Linked DNA regions of Homo sapiens: region 1 is linked to region 2. A link is a loop called in an ENCODE intact Hi-C map of the cell type or tissue named here. Cell type or tissue: heart right ventricle. All regions are shown on one strand. Links, peaks and the distances in the headings refer to the core of each region. The heading gives the core; the rest is flanking DNA.

Region 1 (10,097 bases), core at 679-8,678, 55 kb after region 2:
TTTCCTTTATTGTTGATGTGCTTTGAGTGCTGCCTTTGTGGATCTTTTTCTCACCTTCCAGAGGCCTTCATTGTGTCTCCTACCTGGCCTTACTTTGTGCAGTCACTATGCTGGGGATGTAGCAGGCACAGTTGCTGAAGGCTTGAAGTCAGGTAGTCTGGTGTATTATTTACGGTTTTTATTTTCTATATATTATGATGTTTTGACATCTTAGAAACCATTGTGGTTGGGAAGAGGCTGCCCTTGCAGGTCTAGCCAGTTCTGAGAGGGAGCCAGGGCCTAGCCAGGAGCATGCCTTTGAGATACAAACCAACTAGTCCATACCCAGACCTCCTCTATCTGGCCCTTACACTTCAGGAAGCAGTATTCCCTTGCTTACATCATTCAAGGCTAGGTGCCAGGCAACTAGAGACCACCTCTGTAGCCCAAAGCCTGCTGAAATTATTCAACTTAGCCACTCCTAACCTGTTCACCCTGCCCCGCCTTGTTTTTCCTGGAAGTCCATTAAAGACTGTGGCCTAGTTCTCTCCTCCTCCTGCCCACTCTGCCTCTCACCAGCCTGAGGCGTTCCAGTGTGGCCTGCATGGCGGGCCTCCTGTCTCTAGGATCACTGAGGACAATCAGCTGATTCCTGAGCCTCTACTGTGTGGCCTCTTGTGACCACACCTGACTGGGATCACCTAAAATAGCATAGAACGTATGGTTTGTAATCTTCCTTTGCCCTCTTTCTAGCTGGTGACCTGACCTGACCTCCTCAAGACTCTTTATTTCCTCATCCTTAAAATTGGGATAATTATGGGACCCTCCCTAAAGGGTTGTTCAGAAGGCTAATGCACATAGAATACTTCCAGTGCTGCCTGTGGTAAATATTGCCTGTTATTTTTATTATTACTGTTTTTACATATGTCAATGGACACAACTGTCTTATTTACTGCATTGCTGTTTTTTGAAGGCAAGGCATCTCTGTAACCTTGGACCACTTCCTAAAACAGCAGATTTCTGATGAATGAATGAATGAATGAATATGGGAGGGAAGAATTGGAGCCAAGATATGGAATGTTCACGTGAAGATGTTTGTTTTTATTTGGTTATGCTTTTGACAATGGAGGTGATAGTTAAATGAAGAGCCTTGATTCCTTTACTAAAAAGGCTGGATTTAACCAGAGGGACCTGTGATTTCTACACTGTTGTGAGGAGCCCTGAGTTACCTGGAATGCCTCAAGATTTGCTAAGAGGTGGGGTGGGAGTGTGACACAAAGGGTAGTGGGAGGCCACTGCTTGGGAGGCGCCTTGCCTCTCCCACAGCCATTCACAGCTTCCCCACCCAGAAACCAGACAGTTCTGTGGTAATCCCTTGCATAGATTTGATTTCTGCTTTTAAAAAAAATTACTTTAGAATAGGCAATGGAAATCAAGCTGATTTTTAAGTAAAGAGTAGCACAGTCAGTTTATCCTGGTGTGTGGGTGCTCCCACCTGGATGCTGGGGCAGGAAGACCATGGACACTGCCCAGATGATGGGGATGGGAGTGGATGGCAGTGGTTAAGTCTGAGAAGTTCTGTAGGGGAAAGGAGAGCCCGTGTGGCTCTGCAGAGAAAGGGTCAGTAGTGCCCCTCAATTGACAATGTGGGAGACCAGAGCCCAGGGGTATCTCATGTTTTAAGACAAAGAGGCCAAGCTGGTGATACAGGTTTGCTATAAAAGTTGTAGACATCATCAGGGCATTGGCGTGTCTGCTGGAGCCATAGGACCTGTGAGATTAGTAACCCAAGGACAATGAATTTTAATTTATGGAGCAAATATGTATTCCAGCCAACCAGCAACATCATGTTGAGCAATGCAGTCATGGTCCTGTCCTTGTAGACCCTACAGACCAGTGGGAAACAGTGGGGTCTGATGCAGGCTGGAGGGATCAGGATGCATTTCTGAGAAAGTGGTGGTTGAATCGGCATTTAGAATTGTGAGTTCCACTGAATGAGTGTGTGAGGGACAGGGGCAGCTGGAAGAGTTGAGGAAGGACCAGCAGCTTATGCCAAGCTCAGGAGCGATGGATGATGGACCCCAGAGAAAGCCAGTGTGACAGGCAGGCGAGTCTGGGGGCTTCCTGACAGTTAACTAGAGGTGCAAAGAGTGGAAACTCTTTCCTCCAAACTTGCCCGGCCACCTTGCCTGACCTTTCAGTTGCCACTCTCCTGATTCTTTTGGTCTTGTGTTAGTCCACTAGGGCTGCCATAACAAAGTACCACAGACTGGGTGGTTCAAGCAACTGAAACTTATTGTCTCATAGCTCTGGAGGCTGGAAGTCCATGATCAAGGTGTTGTCAGGGTTGGTTCCTTCTGAGGGCTGTGAGGGAAGGATCTGTTCCAGGCCCCTTACCTTGCCGCTGGTGGTTTTCTGGCAATATTTGGTGTTCCTTGGCTTGTAGAAACACCATTCCACTTCATCATCCTGTGACATTCTTGCTGGGTGTTGCCTGTGTCCAGATTTTCTTTTCTTTCTTTTTTTTTAAATAAGGACACCACTCATATTGGATTAGGGGCCACCTACTTTAGTATGACCTAATCTTAACTAATTACATCTGCACCAACCGTATCTCCAACTAACATCCCATTCCCAGGTCCTGGAGGTTAGGGCTTCAGCATATACATTTTCAGGGGGACAGAATTCGACCTATAACAGATCCCGCTTTTGCCAGGTATTGTTGTTATTGTTATTTAAACAGCTCCTTCGAATATGAACAGGAACCTGCTCTTTTTTCTCTTATGGCCTAGGGACAAAAACGTAAAATTGAAACTGGCTTGTAGTAAACGTGCAGTAAAACTTAAATAGTAAGGTCTTTGTTCAAGTGCCATAATTTACCTCCCCCGTATAAGAAAATACAAGTGCCTATTGTTGGGCATTAACCTACCAGACAGTTACCGCCAAATGGATAAGCCGGCAACCAGTGGAACCAAAATGTATGCTATAGGAGCGGGGTCGGAGAGAAGGGGGAGTGTAGGTGGGAGGAGGAGTGTTGTGGGGGAGAAGAAAGAGAAGAGAGAGAGAGAGAGAGAGAGAGAGCACGCACAACCAAAACCAAACCCAGACTTCCCAGTGTGTCGTTAGGTCGCAGCCGTGCTGAGTCAGTGGCCTTGGAGATGGCAGGGCCACAGTGTGTGGCTGCCGGCCGTTTGTGGTCAGAGATGCTGTATTTAGAATGTGGCTTCCAGCCTACCTGGTCACCTTTCCTTGACATCCTGTGGCTTCCCAAAATGGGGGACCTGCTGTCAGTTCAAGTGAAGTTTTTAAACGGCAGTAGTTTCTTCCCCTCCCCTCTTCATCCCTGCCTGTTCAGAATCTGTTTCCAACTCTCCGTCAGCGTTCACGGTTTTATGAAGGCTGAAATTCAGGAGGTGGGCACCTACCTGTAGGCACATAAGCTGGGATACGTTCTGGTGGGTCAGTGCCTGTGCTACGCAGGTTATTCAATATTTTGAATTTCACCCCTAGTTTCACACAATATTTTTGAAATTCAGTTTTTATTCCAGCTCTACATGTGCGTATGATAAACAGGCCTGTGTCCAGTTTAGGTCATGAAATCTTAGACTTGTGGAAGCTGGTCAGTTTTGAGGTCCAGCTTCCTATGCAGTGTGGGTTTTCTTCTCCTGTGGCAGCCTGATAACTTGTCTCCACAGGAAGATCCATACTGGCCAGGTGCTTCTTACTGCAGATGCCCATGGGCAGCTTCCTGTTGACCTGATCCCACTCCCCTTGATGGTTTCACCTTTGACTTTTATTGAACCGTTTGTAGCTCATTTTTTGTTATTAACAATATATTTTAGCCTTTCGTTTACTTGAAGGTACTGCTATTTTGTTTCCCATTTGAATATTGCTCTCTAGCACAACACTTCTTTCATTCTTTTATGTCATTTCTCACTCGTCACACTGTGAAGCCACTTTAGTTTGTCAGCATCCCTCATGACAGGAGCACTTCCCAGAGGAGGTGGTTCCATCAGGGCAGAGTTCACTGCTGTCAGCTGGGAGGGCTGGCTCAGCTGCTGACATGTTTTATCTTCCAAAGCAATGCATTCTGCTACTTTGAAGCTACCCTGAATCCAGGGTCACAGGGTCCTGGATTTCCTCACCCCAAATGGTTGACTTCTTGCAACATTTCTTAAAAACCTTCGATCGTTTTTGCATTGTTTGAATAAAGTTCAGACTTACTTGATTAAATTGCCTTCCAGAATGTGACTTGGGTTAGGAATTCCCAAACTTTGTTAGAGGAATGTTAGGTATGCCAGATGCTAAAAGGTGCATGCTTTCACCACCAGCTCTCTCTTTCTGGGAAATGGGTATTCTCTCATTAAATAGACTGGGAACGACTGCTTGCTAGATTGACCTCTTGCTGATTCACAAGGTCGCTTTGCATGTTGCAGGTTTTGAGAGGTTCTAAGCTGTATTAGTTTCCTATGGCTTTTGAAACAGACTGAGTGGCCTAAACAACACAGCTGTCTTCTCACAGTTCTGGATGTCCAAAATCAAGGTGTATGTCAGAAAGGCCATGTTCCCTTTGGAGGCTTCAAGAGGAGAATTCCTTGCTTTCTTCTTCTAACTTCTAGTGGCTGCTGGAATCCCTTGACTTGGGGCACATGGCCCTAATCTCTGCTTCTGTGGTCTCGTGGCCTCGTCTTCTGACTGGGTGAAATCTCCCACTGCCTGTTTCTTATAAGGACTCTCGCGATTATGCTCAGAGTTCACCCAGATAATCCACGATAATCTCCAGTCTCCCCAACGCAAGGTCCTTAACTTCATCACATCTGCAAAGATGATTTTCTAATATGAGGTATCAGTCACAGATTTCAGTGGTGAGGATGTGGCTGTGTCTTTTGGGGGCCATTTTTTAGCCTGCTGCATTAACTCCACAGCTGACTCACTTTACCTGTTCATGGCTAAACACACTTTGCTCGCGCTTCGCACACCTACTCCTCCTGCGCTCAGCTGCCTGGGCTGTTTATCTGCAGCATTTATCTTGGACTACGCAGCTCAAGTCTTTCTCCCTCTTTCACGACGTCTTCCTGTGAGTTCTGGCTTCCTTCTTTTCATTGCAAAGTAGTTTGGTTTATATATATATTTTTAACACACTCTGCATCTCTTGCCTCATCTCTCATGAAACCCTGTGCTGTTGTTGAACTTCTGGCGGTGTGGAATAGTGGATAAGAGTCTCTGGAGTCAGACTGTCTGGGTTGAAATCCCAGTTCCCCAGTTAATAGCTTTGTGACTTTGGGTAAGTCACTTAATTACTTTTGCCTAAATTCCATTGTCTGTAATGTGGGGATAATTAGAGTAAAGACTTCTCTTCCTTGTGAGAATTACCACAATTAATAAATACAGACTGCCATGAACACAGCCTCTCATCGTATGATCAGGAACAATAGCTATAAGCCACATGTGTCTGTCGAGCAGTTCAGTGTGACTAGCGTACCCGAGGAACTGGATTTTTAAGATGGAAGCAGTGCACGATATATTTCTGTTAAACACAGTTTTCTTGTTTTGGTAAGACTACATTAGCATACATAAACACACTACCAATCTTGCTGGTGTCAAATAATTTATTCAGTATATACTTTTTCTGTGTTCTCACTTTATAGTATTTATTAAATATTTTGTGCAGACAGTGCAGCTTATAGTGATGCAAGTACATTATCATTAGTAATTAAATTGAAATGTTTGTTTTAAATTTTTTATTTCAATAGCTTTTGGGGTACAAGAAGTTCTTGGTTACGTGGGTGAATTGTATGGTGGTAAAATCTGAGATTTCAGTGTACCTGTCACCCAAGTAGTGTACATGGTACCTGACATGTAGATTTTTATCCCTCATCCCCCAGAAATGTTTAAGTGATATATAAAATTAAGGTAACTACATCACTTGTTAGTAAATAAATATGGACAGTTTTTAAATTTGAAGTGAAGGCATACTACTGTTGCGGAGTGAGTACAGATACAGAAATTAGTAGTATGATCAAAGCAGTGGGAACACAAAGAGACTAGGGACTTCATGATGAATCTCATTTGCAATTGTATAAAAAATGTAAAGAAAATGAAATGGGCAATATTAAGACATTTTCAAGAAATCTGTGGTAGATTTGATGAGAAGTTTTTTCTCAAAGGTCAATGAAGAATTGATGGAAGTAATTGCCTGAAAGCAGAATTTAGTGTTTTATTAGTCCGTTTTGCATTACTGTAAAGGAATACCTGAGACCGTGTAACTTATAAAGAAAAGAGGCTTATTTGGCTCTCAGTTCTGCAGATGTTAGCATGGCAGTAACACTCATTCATGAGGGATCTGTCCCCCTGTCTCAAACACCTCCCACTAGACCGCACCTTCAACATTGAGGATCACATTTCAACATGAGATTTGGAGGGACAGAAATCTAAACTATATCAAATGTTCATTAAGTTTAAAAATTTTAACAGAGTATGAGCCTGTAACTTTGGCCACCTATACAGTGTCTTGGATTCATGCACTATAGAGGAAGCCAGTTTAAGATGGAGAGATGGCAGAAGGAATTATTGCAGGTACCAAAATTTTATTAGAAAATTATGAGAAGAGACAAAAATATATTTCACAAAAACTTAAAGATATTTTTCACTAAACAGTTGCCTATAGACTACATGACCCATTTGAAATTTGAAACATTTCAATTACTTTCCTTTAGCTTTGTGTAAGTTATACAGTATGATGATCCATTGTCCGATTAATACAGACTTTAAGATTTATAAATAAATGTTGTAATTTTTTTTGCCAAAAATAACAGATTTGTGGCAGAGATATTTTTGAATGTTTTAAGAACATTCAATTCAAACATTTGACTGTTTCAAAGAATTTCAGATGGATATGAAAAAATTAATTTCTATTACAGTTGACCCAGCTCTCTTAGACCGAATTCTGTATTTATTGGAATTTTTCAAGAGGCTGGTATTTCTCTTATTGCTTCATTCGACTGTATTCTGAAGCTGGACAGAGTACAATACAGTAGTTAACTTGGCAAAAAGTGTGACACATACTAGTAGTTAAAATTATCCAGTCTATAAGTGTAAATTCATAGATCATTGCTGGTTTATGGACCTGCAGAAAGAAATGGAAGACAGTGAAGGCAGTGACCTTGTGATCTTTAGCAGCACTTGTTGGTGGAGTCCTGGACGAGTTTTACACAGATTTCTATAGCATAATATTTACTCCAACCAAAGATGATCTTTTGTTGAAACAAAAAGGGGCACTTGCCCAAGTATTCAGTACTTAAAAAGGGAATATGGGCCGGGCGCGGTGGCTCACACCTGCAATCCCAGCACTTTGGGAAGCCAAAGTGGGTGGATCACCTGAGGTCGGGAGTTTGAGACCAGCCTGACCAACATGGAGAAACCCTGTCTCTACTAAAAAATACAAAATTAGCCGGGTATGGTGACGCATGCCTGTAATCCCAGCTACTCGGGAGGCTGAGGCAGGAGAATCACTTGAACCGGGGAGGCAGAGGTTGCAGTGAGCCAAGATCGTGCCATTGCACTCCAGCCTGGGCAACAAGAGCAAAACTCCATCCAAAAAAAAAAAAAAAAAAGGGAATATAGCAGTATGGTTTATGTTTTCTGACTCAGATCACACTACTTTTGAATGAACTAATTTGAAAGTCTCAGGAAAGGACAAGGTAATTTGTCAACTAGCTAGGCAGATATTAGAATTCATGTTGAAATTGAAGGTTTTCATAATATAAGTCAATAGTAATGATTAATGTGCAGAAGATTTTAATTATAAATACCATTATATATATTGGCTACAAAAACTAGAATTTGAAGAGCTCTTTGTTGATACTGATAAATTTAGAGTTGTTTTCCAATTTATGCAAATATTCCTTTGAATCCAGTGTTAATACTGACTTGACACAAGAGTTAATTAGCTTACTTAACTTGAACCGATATGGATTTGAAACTGATATGCTTATACTTCAAAGTCAAATCAGTTTTTCTTTCTTTTTTTTTTTTTTTTTTGTTTGAAATGAAGTCTCACTCTGTCACCCAGGCTAGAATGTAGTGGCCTGGTCATAGTTCACTGCAGTCTTGAACTCTTGGGCTCAGGCAATTCTCCTGTCCCAGCTTTCCAAGTAGCTAGGACTACAGGCCTGCCTCACCATGCCCAGTTTACTTTAAAATAACAAACATTTTCTTTGTTTTTTTTGGTACATGGTCTCATTCTGTCACCCAGGTTGAGTGCAGTGGTGTGATCATGGCACACTGCAGCCTTGACCTTCTGGACTACAAGCAATCTTCCTGTGTCAGCCTCCTGAGCAGCTGGGACACACCCAGCTAATTAAAAAAATATTATTTTAAAAATCTTTTGTAGAGATGGGGTCTCACTATGTTGCCCAGGGAGGCCTTGAGCTCTTGGCCTCAAGCCATACTTTGGCTTTGGTTTGGCTTCCCAAAGTGCTGGAATTATAGGAAGGAGCCACCACGCCTGGCCCAAATCAGTTCTTTTAAACAAAAGTGAACCAGTTTTGTCAATGTACTTGTGAAAATTAAAGGAAAATGATTTTTTGGATACTCAATTTCGTTATGAGAAAACTTTTAAGTATATTTGGTACAGGTTGGGTACATGAATTTACTTTTTCAATGATCAGTTTTATGAAATCTAAAACAGATCAAGTATTTCTGATGAAAATTTACATTTGAATTGTGATATGCCATAAGTGTAAAATATAGTCATGTGCTGCATAATGACATGTGGGTCAGCAAGGGACCATACACAATGGTAGTCCCATAAGATACCATATTTTCACTGTACCTTTTCTGTGTAGATACACAAATACTTACAATAGTGCGACAGTTGCCTACAGTATTCAGTACAGTAACATGCTGTACAGGTTGCAACCTAGGCACCATAAGACTATATCATATATCCTAGGTATGTAGTTGGCTCTACTACCTAGGTTTGTGCAAGTATACTGTAATGTTCATGCAATGGTACATTTCTCAGAATGTTTCCCCGTTGTTATGTAATTCATTGACTGCGTTGGATTTTGGAGACTTTAATATGAAAAAGTATGTAAAATATCTGGATAATTTTTTATTAACATGTGCATAAAACATTCTAGATATATGTGTTAAATAAAATTCATCTTTATCTGTTTCTTTTTACCTTTTTTAATTTGGCTACTGGAAAATTAAAAATTACATATGTGGCTCACATTATATTTCTGTTGGCCAGTGCTGGCCTAAAATGTGAGAAGTATGTAGTGAATGAATGTCGGCATTAATGTCATTGCTAATATGATGATGATGATGATGATGATGATGATGATGTGGTAGATGTGTTGTTTCCTTGTCCTCTCGCTAGATTATAGAAACTCAAATGTAGGAAATGCATCTTATTCTTATTTTCATTTACTCTGTCATGTTGCATAGTACATCAGATATTAATAGATGGTTATTAGCTGATTGATTGCTCCATGATCTGCTTTTAACAATGAAAATTCAGACCTCACTGTTTTTAAACCTCAGGATAAAGGTATCCCTTTAAATGAGCTCAGGCAAGCATGCACACACTCACTCACGGATACACAAATACACACAGTAGCACGTTGTTTAGTATACTTAAAGGGGGGATTAGTTTAAGCAATGGCTTTTGATAGTGGATTATTGCAAGGATAATTGAAGATACTTAAATTTGAAATATTATTTTGTGCTAAACTGTATATGGGTTTTTATATAAATTTATTAATTTCTTTAAAAAACTGCTGTGGCATCTTATTTTGGTTGAAACGTTTTTATTTTGATTGAGGGAGAGGTATTGTGGACATAACACTGTAATTAGAATTAAACAAATTGGTTTCATATTCTGCCAAGTTCTCTAACTAGCTCTATGACCTTGAACAAGGGATTTATGCTTTCTTCAATTTTCTGATCCGGAAAAATGAGGATAATATCAGCTACCTCACCAGGATGTTGTGAGATATAAATGGGAAAAAACATCTAAAGAGTACTTAGCAACTATAAGAAATTACAGGAATGTAAGATATTATTTTGATAGAAACAATAATAAATACTTTGCTGTATAGTGTAAGGTTGAA
Region 2 (10,097 bases), core at 1,369-9,368:
GATGGTTACATCTCGGATGTCCATGTGGTGCTCTCTCTTCATCCTTCACCTCTCTGCTAACATGCTGCCCTCACTGCCTAGATGGTTTCATCTCGGATGTGCATGTGGTGTTCTGTCTTCATCCTTCGCCTCTCTGCTAACATGCTGCCCTCACTGCCTAGATGGTTACATCTCGGATGTCCATGTGGTGCTCTCTCTTCATCCTTCACCTCTCTGCTAACATGATGCCCTCACTGCCTAGTTGGTTACATCTCGGATGTCCATGTGGTGCTCTCTCTTCATCCTTCACCTCTCTGCTAACATGCTGCCCTCACTGCCTGGATGGTTACATCTCGGATGTCCATGTGGTGTTCTGTCTTCATCCTTCACCTCTCTGCTAACATGCTGCCCTCACTGCCTAGATTGTTTCATCTCGGATGTGCATGTGGTGTTCTGTCTTCATCCTTCGCCTCTCTGCTAACATGTCATCTTCTACTGAGGCTCCCATCCCTTCCACTCTCTTACACTGCTGTGTTTTTTCCTATAGCACTTTTCATCACCTGGCACATGTATTTGTTTCTCGTCTGTGTCCCTTGTCTACAGAATAAACTTCCTCAGTGTAGAGTGTTCTGTTTACTGCTGGAGTCTCTGCTGCCTAGAATAATATCTGACACAGTGGATGTGCAATAAATATTTGTTTAATAAATGAATGAATATATTCTAGAGCTATTTGTACAAGGCAGAGATTTCCAGATCACAGTGTTCATATGTATAACATACAATCCTGTAATGTTTCTAATTTGCTATGGTATGGAATAGCATTTACCATATATAGCTTAGGTTTGTAGGCTTTATCTTTTAGAAATCCTTAATTCTTAGACTTCTCACTCATTTATTTATTTTTGATAAATATTCCTGTATCTGCTCTGTACCTGGTACTATTTCTAGGTACTGCTGAAAAGTGGTTAACAAGCAGACAAGTGTTCTGCTTTTAAGTTGATACTTGAATGAAGAAGACTGAAATAAAGGAAGATACTAATAATTTCAACAAATGATAAAAAGCCATGAAAATCATCTTAGGAATAGAGATTGAAATGAGCTTGGGGCATTGCATTAAGTTGTTGGTAAGAAGGCCTTCAGAGGAGCTGAAAATGGAGAGGAGGAAGGGTTTCAGGCAGTGGAAAAGATGGCGCCAAGGTCCTGAGTAGGCTGTATTCTAGAACACAGAGAAAGTGGCAGTACATTTAGGGGAGGGAGCAGTGAGTGGGGAGAGCAGCGAGGACAGAGAGTGGAGGCATTTGAAGGCAGAAAGTAAATGGATTGTGTAGGCCATTGTATCAGGTTTATATTTTATTCCATTAGAAATGGGAAGCCAATGGAATGACATTTGATTTGTATTTTATAAAGATTTCTGGCTGCCTGTGAGTTGTTGTGTCAGAGAATTAATTTATTTTGGGTTCCTGTTAAGGTCCAACAGAGATATTTGAGTATAATACTTTGTTGCCATCCATAAAACTAAATATTTTCATTAAATGGAGTTTAGGAAAATCTTGATTAATGAGTAAACACCACCATGTATTGTGGACATGAAGTTAAAAACAAAAGGTAAATTAGTCTAAATATTTATACCATTATGTCCAATAAGAAATGAATAATGTTGAATATGAAGTTTTTAATATGAATTAGGGAATTACATTTTGAAATATTTTAGGATAGGAAAATGGGTAGATGATTAGAGATTCAGCTTTATGTATAAAGATAGTTGTATGTTCTCTTTAGGTTAGCAATGGCAAACACTTGATATAAGGACATCATAAGCAAAGCTGTAAGCCATTACCAAGCCTGAATTATTGACTTTATGAATGGTCTGTTTTCTACCTGTTCTCATTCTAACCAATTGTGGTCTTAGAGCTAGGCTAGAGACACCTCTGTAGATAGACTAGTATAATTCTTCTGGTTTAGGATCCACAATTGCTACCCTTTCTATTCCAGACACCATGCATTTCAAAATGCTTAGTTTTTCTTGAACTTGTTGAGAAGTCTGATGTGGTATAGAAGTTTCAGCAGTTCTAATATTTTCCAGTTTCGCACAGGCAAACATAATTTTCTGATTTTGTAAAATACCTCGTAGCAGTAAAATGAAATTTTTCTTATTCATTTCTTCTCTGCAGCATTACTTTTCTTTATTGCTTAATTCTCTTGTTTTTTTTTTTTTGTTTATTTGTTTCTTATCCAGTGATCTCTGGAACATGATTAAAAACTCATATAAACTTGGACCTTTTGGTCATTGAAGAGTCTTAGCATACTTTGACATTTTAGAAAAGAAAAACAGAATTGAAGGGGACACAAGGTACATTGGTTTATGGGATGTTCCTCAAACCCTTTCTCAAATATTTTGGATGTATTTCATTTCCTAACAAATATTTTTTTCCTATTTTGAGGCAGGAAGTGAGGATATGCCTGTTGACAGGCAGCCCCTTCTTCAGGAATTACATGTATCTGTATAATGTGTACAGGCATATGCATCTGTGTATACATAGCCAGATTTGTCATCATGGCCAGGAAATTACCCTTTAGCTCCTGCTGCAAGTTCTGCATTCTTCGTTACTTTTCTCATTGGCTGGTCCTGGTCTCAGGCTCCCTTCCAGTGGCTGCTTATTTTAGTAAATTTCACACACTTTCCCATCATTCGTTCACAGTAAGCCTGTGGCACGATGTGCATCATTTCCATTTTATAGATGGGGATAGGAATGATCAGAGAAGTTACTTTGTACAGTGTCTCCCCGATGGTAAATGATAGAGATGGGATTTGGGGAGACCTGGCTTTCTGACTCTAATGCACGCATCCTCCACTGGTACCTGTGTTGTTTCTCAATAACAGCTTGAGGAAATGAATGACAGAAAGTAAAATCTGCCTTTTAGCCCTGCAGAATGGGCTCCTCTGTGAGAACGTGGCTTCCATGAGAGGGGTGTCTTCCTTTGCCATCCCTACTTGTGCCATTGTTTCTCTCACAAGGCGGCTGTGTCCTGTTAGCACCCAGAATTAGGAAGTGTGGAAAATTAAAGCCATATTATCCTGTTAAAGTGTTTCAGGGAAATGGGATACTTTGATTTGCATGGAGGAAAATGCCAAGCCCATGTGTCACTTTTTGATTTGTTCACAGCAAAGCCAGAGCTTCTCTAGTGCAGTGCTCCCTTGTGAAGGCAAATGGTGCAGGGCCAGGCAGGCCCTTTTACGGGAAATGTCATCATTTTTATAGACCTGGCCCTTGACGTGGTCAGGTTTAGCAACTTACTTGGGACCACACAGGCAGTGGAGCTGGAGAAACAGCTGGCAACAAAGCCTCCTCCTTCCAGCCAAATGGTCTTTCCCTGAAACTATCTACCTTCCTCAGGAAACTAGTCTTTTAATAGCATCTACCCTCCACCAAGAACCTGGGCGGGAGGAGGAATAGAGGCATCCTTTGAGAGCCTCCTTCCCACTCAGTGTTTCCACTTGGAGAGCTGGGCGGCCTTGAGTCGCTTGGATGAGTCAGGGACATGAAGCGCTTTGCCTTATGGTGCGGGAGAGCCTCTGGCATCACCTCCTACTAAAGCCAGTAATGGGAACAGTTATCATAATGGATGTGTCAGTTTGCTAATGACATTATTTAATACTGACTTTATTCGTTCTTCACATAAGACATTATTGAAACTTAAATTGAGGAAGTTGCTTCTCCTAGGAAGGGTGTGGGACTGCTGCTGGACACAGAGGTTTAACTTGCAACCCTTTTACTAGTTAAAAGGCTTAAATTTTCACTGGCTTTTTGACAAGTATCCGTTTAGAATCAAGTCATCACCACCATTATCATTAGAATTGTCATGGCTCCTGTCTAATGCACTCCAGCTGTTAGGCTAGTAAGCTTGAAGATAAAGGTATGCTTTGGACACATTCTGCTTTGATAAAAATCTTGATCACCCCAAGAGTCCCTAATTTGAAGTCAGAGTCACAAAGATTGGTGTTCTGCAGCTTTCCTCTTGGTAACAGAGTGTACTTTTGTTTAACTTTTTTTCCTGTGTTTTTTAACCAACATCTCTGAGCACCTATTACTACCTTGCTTGACAGTTAAGACAGCAACCTTTAAAAGTTAATGTGGTCTGTCCTGAACTGTCCAGAACTAGGCAAGAGGTAAAGAAACCACAAGCAAACCTGAGGCATGATCTGCAGTTTATTTGAATTTGTTTTGGATTCTATGTTTACTGTAGGCATCAAACACTGTAGAAAAAAACATAAGAAAACAGTTCTAGAGACCTGCTATGGTAGATTTCAGGAGTGCCTTCTGTACTTAGCAACAGTGAACTTTTTAAGTGCTTCCAAGTAGACTTGTGCCTTGTGACCCACACTATTACTACATTTTGGTAAAAGTAAACTCTTTCTGGTCTTGGCACCAAAAGTAAAACTTGTAGAGTCTAATTAAGGTTGTGTGCATAGCACTAGGTGTTTATCAGTGCAGTGAGGGAAATAAACCACCAGGTGGCTCAAGTATATAGCATCTGCGTGTTTTAGTCCTTGATAATTATAGTTTTGCAGTTGCTTTGTACTTCAGGGAGACCATTTAATATAAACCATTGTAATAATTTATCTAGTTTTTTACACAATCTTAGAATGCTAAAGTAGAAGATTGACTGTTTTGAACTGTTACTAATGTTTGTAAGTTTTTGGGCACAAACTTATGTTTTGCTTAATAAAATAAAAACTTAGACATTATTTGTGTTTTGGCTGAAATCAGTCCCCAATTGTCATCTTGGGATGTTATGATTATTTACTTATATATGTATATATTTATTTTGGCATATACTCTCCACAGTTGCAAATGAAATTAATAGATAGATGTTTAACTTCACTGTTGAAATTTAAACTGTCAGCATGATTTATTATTTATATATTTATTTTTATTAACTTTTTTTTTTTTTTTGGTAGAGACAAGGTCTTTCTTATGTTGCCCAGGGTGGTTTCAAACTCCTGGTATCAAGCCAGCCTTCTGGTTTGGCCTCCCAAAGAGCTGGGGTTATAGGCATGAGCTGCCATACCCAACCTTGTTGCCATGGTTTACATTGTCTTATTTTATACCTTCATTCTTTAGAAAAAAAGAAGGACACATAATACCTAAGAAATCAACATGTAATTTTTATGGACTTAATTATTTCCAAAGAAGGCTTTTAAAAACTTACTTTATCCCCTGAAAAGGAAGTTGCTTTGTAGCTTTCCACTTACATTAGGATAAAAAGAATAAAATGTCAAAGTATTTGCTTTACTTTAGAATATATATGCAGCAAAGTTCAAGAAAATTATCACAGTTCTCAGCAGACCAAGGCATAGCATCTCAGTTTTGGTTCTCATACTTTTTATATTTGAATCACAGAGTTCTTGGAATAGATTTTTTTTTTTTTGGCCTGATAGCCTTAAGGAATAATGGAAAATAAAACACTTCTTCAAAAATGTAACGTCTAATTTCCTATTTGTCTAGGTCTTTTTGCTTCAGAATTTTTGAACAGAATCATTAAGTACTATCGCTTCTACAGAAGAAGAAAAAGGAAAAGACAGTGAAATTCAAATCCGTTTTTTCTTTATACTAAGTCTGGTTAAAGCTTTTACTGGAGAAAAGATGCAAGCTTTTAAGCATGTGTTTTAAAATTACTATGATTTTACCCTTGCTAACTTCATGTGTGTATAATTACCTCAGAAAGGAAACAAAGATTTTTATTGATATTATTTAAAATAATGTTTTCTTTTTCTTTTTAGCAAAGTACAGGCTGATAATTCCAAAGGCTGTTTAAGGGGTAATTGTGGCTGACAGAGCAGCATTCACGGAACATCACTACTGTGCTTGGCTGGAACAGTGTCACTGTGTCTGAAAGTCTTGATAATGTTCAGTTGACTGTACTAATTGTCCTGTTTTATGCATGGCTAGCCAAGTGGTAACCAAGAGTTTTAAACAATGGATCTTTATTAAGGTATTAATTTTTGTCAAGGAAACTGACGTGATTTGAAAGAATGTTTACTGTGTGTGACACGTGTGGAAGAAATTGTTTGTGTTTTCCCCTCTTCCATGTTTAGGAAATAAAATAACCAAAAAGTGTGTGCGTGTAGCACTTTTTAACCTTAATTGTCTTTTATTTATATTGGTATCTTGATATAAAAATTGAAATTTGTTATAATGATAAAGAAATTAGAGATGTGAAACATGATTGATAAAGTAAGGAAGTAAAATTGGTAAAAATGCTTAAAGATATAATTTAGTGTTATAATACTTTTAGCTGAAATGTTTATTTATTGGGTTTAAACAACTATATATGTATGTGTGTATGTTTAAAATATATTCCATGAGGAATCGACCTTTAAGAATCATGAAGCATATTTTCCCCAACTTTCTTCACTCTTCTTTACAAGTCTTAATTTTTTGTATTGTGAATATTATAATGCCATTTCTCTCTGCTTTAATGTTCTTTTAAAGAACATTCAAAGATTACAGTGATTTAAAAAATTAACCTTGAACTCAAGAAGAACTCAATGGAGAATACAGAAGCACCTTAATCAATAGATGCCTTTTCCTCCCCTCACACACACACACAGTCCAAACTGCTGACAGAGCTGAGATTAAGCCAGGATTTCCTGAGGCATGGGAACTACCTAACTTGACTTACATCATGCTGAATTGAGAAAGACACATCATATTTATAATGCTTCTTTTTTTTTAAAAAAAAATAGCATTTTTGGCTGGACGCGGTGGCTCACGCCTGTAATCCAGCACTTTGGGAGGCCGAGCGGGTGGATCATGAGGTCAGGAGATGGAGACCATCCTGGCTAACATGGTGAAACCCCATCTCTACTAAAAATACAAAAAATTAGCTGGGCGTGGTGGTGGATGCCTGTAGTTCCACCTACTTGGGAGGCTGAGGCAGGAGAATGGCGTGAACCTGGGAGGTAGAGCTTGCAGTGAGCCGAGATCGCGCCACTGCACTCCAGCCTGGCAACAGAGCGAGACTCCATCTCAAAAAAAAAAAAAAAAAAAAAATAGCATTTTCACTAAGCTTCCACTATTCCAGGAATCCATCTGGCTATTTCATGTGTATTTGCCACCTTTACAATCCTAAAATGAAATTTGTGAATAACATATCCTAATTACACATGTTATTTAAAAAAATCCATATACCCTTTTTATGACAGTGAAAAAGGAAATGAAAAGCAAGTTGTTTGCCAGGAGAACTTGCATCTCAGTATTCAGATGTGGAGACCCTGCTGCCTAGGGTGTGGAGGAACTGCTCAGAGGCCACACTTTGGGAGCATCCCTGCTGTGGCAGCTGCAGATGCAGACTGTGGCACGTGGATGGCAGTGGAGACTCAGCAAGCACTGGTGGTGTGCTGTTGGTGTCATTGTTTCTTGAAATGGTCAAATTTGGTTAAATTTGGAATAAAATGGTAGTCTTCCTGTTTAACACATACTTTGTAACACATACGTTGTGCCTATGTAATAACTTGAGTGAGGTTTTACGCTCAGACAATTATAAACAGGTTTTTTACCCACGTGAATATTCAGCAGGACTTGAGGAAGTTGTGAGGAATGCAGAAGTCTTTGGCCGTGCAGACTGTCCTGGGTGTCTTAGGACCTCTAGTGTTCCTGGTTTCCACCCACTCAGTGCCAGTAGCATCCCCCAGTGATTGTGACAACTGAAACGTTCACAAATTCCCAAAACCCTCCTTAGGGATCCTGGGATGAGGGCTATCAGAGCCAATGGTTAAGCCCTAGCACATTTCTCTGCCACTTTCTGGAAATAGTGTTACAGGATCTTTGGGGTGTCATTTTTCTGGTTGGAAAGCTGTGGCCAGTGGTGTCTTTGTCCAACTTTTGTTTGGGCCTGCTGGGCTTGTTCCTCCCACTTGGCCTGGCAGGCTGCACTTAGCTCATGGTACCGGCCTGGATCCCACACCTCCAAGGGAGACTGAGTCAGGCGTGGACTGGCAAGACGTGTGTGAGTGAGTGCGGGGTTGGGCTACTGCACAGTCAGACATGCTGGCTGCTGCTGTGGGGCTGTCAGCTCTAGGTGCCAGCATGGGCACTGGCTCTCTGTGAGGCTGCGGCTGGACCAGGTGCACTGCAGACAGCTTCCCCAGCTGGCACCAAGGAATGCAATGGCTCCCAGAAGCTTGGAGATGCCAGGAACCATGGGGCCCCAAAGAAGGAGTCACAGCCCTGGCTTGGGGAGCTCCCAGGTCAGGGCTCCTTGAAGGACCACAGCTGTTCTCCCCTCTTCACCTGCAATTTGATGAGTGAGGAGCATGTTTCAGCCCTGTGTGTGTTACAGCTCTTTTAGCCTTGCCATTTAGTGGGTCCTGAGTTCTTGTCTTGTGACCAGGAAGACTGAGGTACGCAGACAAGTGGAGGGTGAGCAAGGCAAAGAGGAGCTTTATTGAGTAATAGAACAGCTCAGAGAAGACCCACAGTGGGCAGCTCCTCTCCATAGCCAGGGTGTCCCGATGAGTGTTCAGCTCCTAGCAGAGAGGGTAGCTCCTCTCTGCAGCTGGTCATCCCAACAAGTGTTCAGCTGTCAGCAGAGAGGGTAGCTCCTGTAGTCTGCAGCTGTCGGCACAGAGGAGGCCCTAGAGTGGGTGGCTTCTCTCTGTAGGCAGCTTGTCCCATTGTCTCTGCAGCTCTTAGCAGAGAGAGTAGCTCCTCTCTGCATCTGGTCATCTCATCTTCTCCCCATCCCCTGCCCTGCTCTAGCTGAGCCCGGGGCTTTTATGGGCCTCAGAGTGGAGGAAGTGTGTGCCAGTTGGTCCATGGGTGGTCATGGGCAGGCCCAGAAAAGTCACCATAAGCCTGCAGTGTGGTCTGTGGGACTGGTGGCCTGGCTCCCAGCCTTCATGCCCTCCCTGGCCTGAAGGTGGGGTCTCACCAGGGACCTACCCCCTTCCACCCCGGAGCCTGTCTGCTTCCTGCCATGGTCTGTGGTACCCAGGCTGCTCATCCATGGGGTACCTGCAGGCCAGCATCAAGCTGCTCTCAGTGTCCCCCTAGGTTCCACATCCCATGCTTGTCAGCACACAGAGTCTGGAGGGAGCTGAGGTGGCAGGACCCTCACATACCTGGCTGGGCTGTGACAGCTCCCCGGCTTGGCCCCAACCCCATTCGGAGATCATAGCAGGTGCCTGGAGCGGGGAGAGGCCAGACAGTGGAGGTAGGCACCTCCGAGCCTGCAAGGGCAAGGCGGGGGCCTTCCAGGGCCCCCAAGAGTGCAGAGAGGCCCGGGTCCACAGCCCCACCTGGGCGGCTGCAGATGTGTCTGGGAGGGCAGGGCTGGTGCCTGCTCCTGGCTCCCGGTTCCATGAAGCGGGAAGTCCCAGCTGTGCCCCCTTGCAGCCTGGGGGCTCTAGGTCCTTGCTGGGCCTGGGCTGGTGTCCAGGGACATCACTGTGAGCTCCCCCGTGGCCCCCGCACTCAGGGGCAGCCTAGAGCTCCCCCTCATCCCGCTTGCGGCCCTTCCCCAGGGGGTGCCTCCAGGAGCGGATAGCGGGTCGGGAGTGTCAGGCCCGGTGGTCACCCCATGCGGGGCGGACCCCTGGGGACATGGCTGTGGGTGGCCCTGTGCAGAGTCCTCTCTGGGGGCGCAAGAACACGGCACCCTTGGTGCAGTGGGCGTGGTGACCGCACCACTGGCTGGGTCCCTGTAGTGGGCACTGCTCCCATTTCCCCCTCCCGCCCTGGGTCCCCCAGTGCTGCCTCCTCCTGGTGCCCTCCCCGCAGCAGTTGTGGGTGAGAGTGGTGGTGTGGGGCTAGGGTCCGGAGCCACTGATGTTCCAGGCCTGGGAGCGGGTCCTGCCTGGCCACATGAGGGTGGGGGCAGCACAGTTTGCTGCCTTGGGGACACGGGGCACAGGGGACCCACCTTTGCCATTGCTGCTCCTGCAGCCGCTCCTGCTGCCGCCTCCCGCCACCACCCACGCCTCCCCTGCCGTGGACAGCCCCCTGCTGCCATCAATAGGACTGTTAAGAACCTTCTTTGTGATAGGCAGTGATAGGTGCTGCCAAGTGGAGGATGGTGCCACTGGTTTCCTTCCCCAAGAGAGTGCAGTCTTTTTT

What was found. Hi-C counts contacts between places; a loop is a spot of excess contacts. Peaks named below come from ENCODE experiments on the same cell type or tissue, not always from the same donor. Only the 100,000 strongest peaks of a DNase experiment are listed, where the experiment ranks them.
Region 1: a loop joins it to region 2, with 9 times the contacts of the local background. A loop is called at or near these places in 3 of 110 quality-filtered maps.

The regions. Positions count from the first base shown.
Region 1 is chr6:2,134,829-2,144,925 of GRCh38, reverse strand. All of the region lies in intron 1 of GMDS (GDP-mannose 4,6-dehydratase), which reads left to right. Among named protein-coding and RNA genes, the nearest start is that of GMDS, 110 kb to the left of the region's middle. In heart right ventricle, for the core only: no CTCF peak of the experiment used is centred there; no DNase peak of the experiment used is centred there.
Region 2 is chr6:2,190,658-2,200,754 of GRCh38, reverse strand. The region is part of intron 1 of GMDS (GDP-mannose 4,6-dehydratase); the gene reads left to right. Among named protein-coding and RNA genes, the nearest start is that of GMDS, 50 kb to the left of the region's middle. In heart right ventricle, for the core only: a CTCF peak has its summit at 4,481 (motif pointing right); no DNase peak of the experiment used is centred there; H3K27ac peaks cover 571 bases.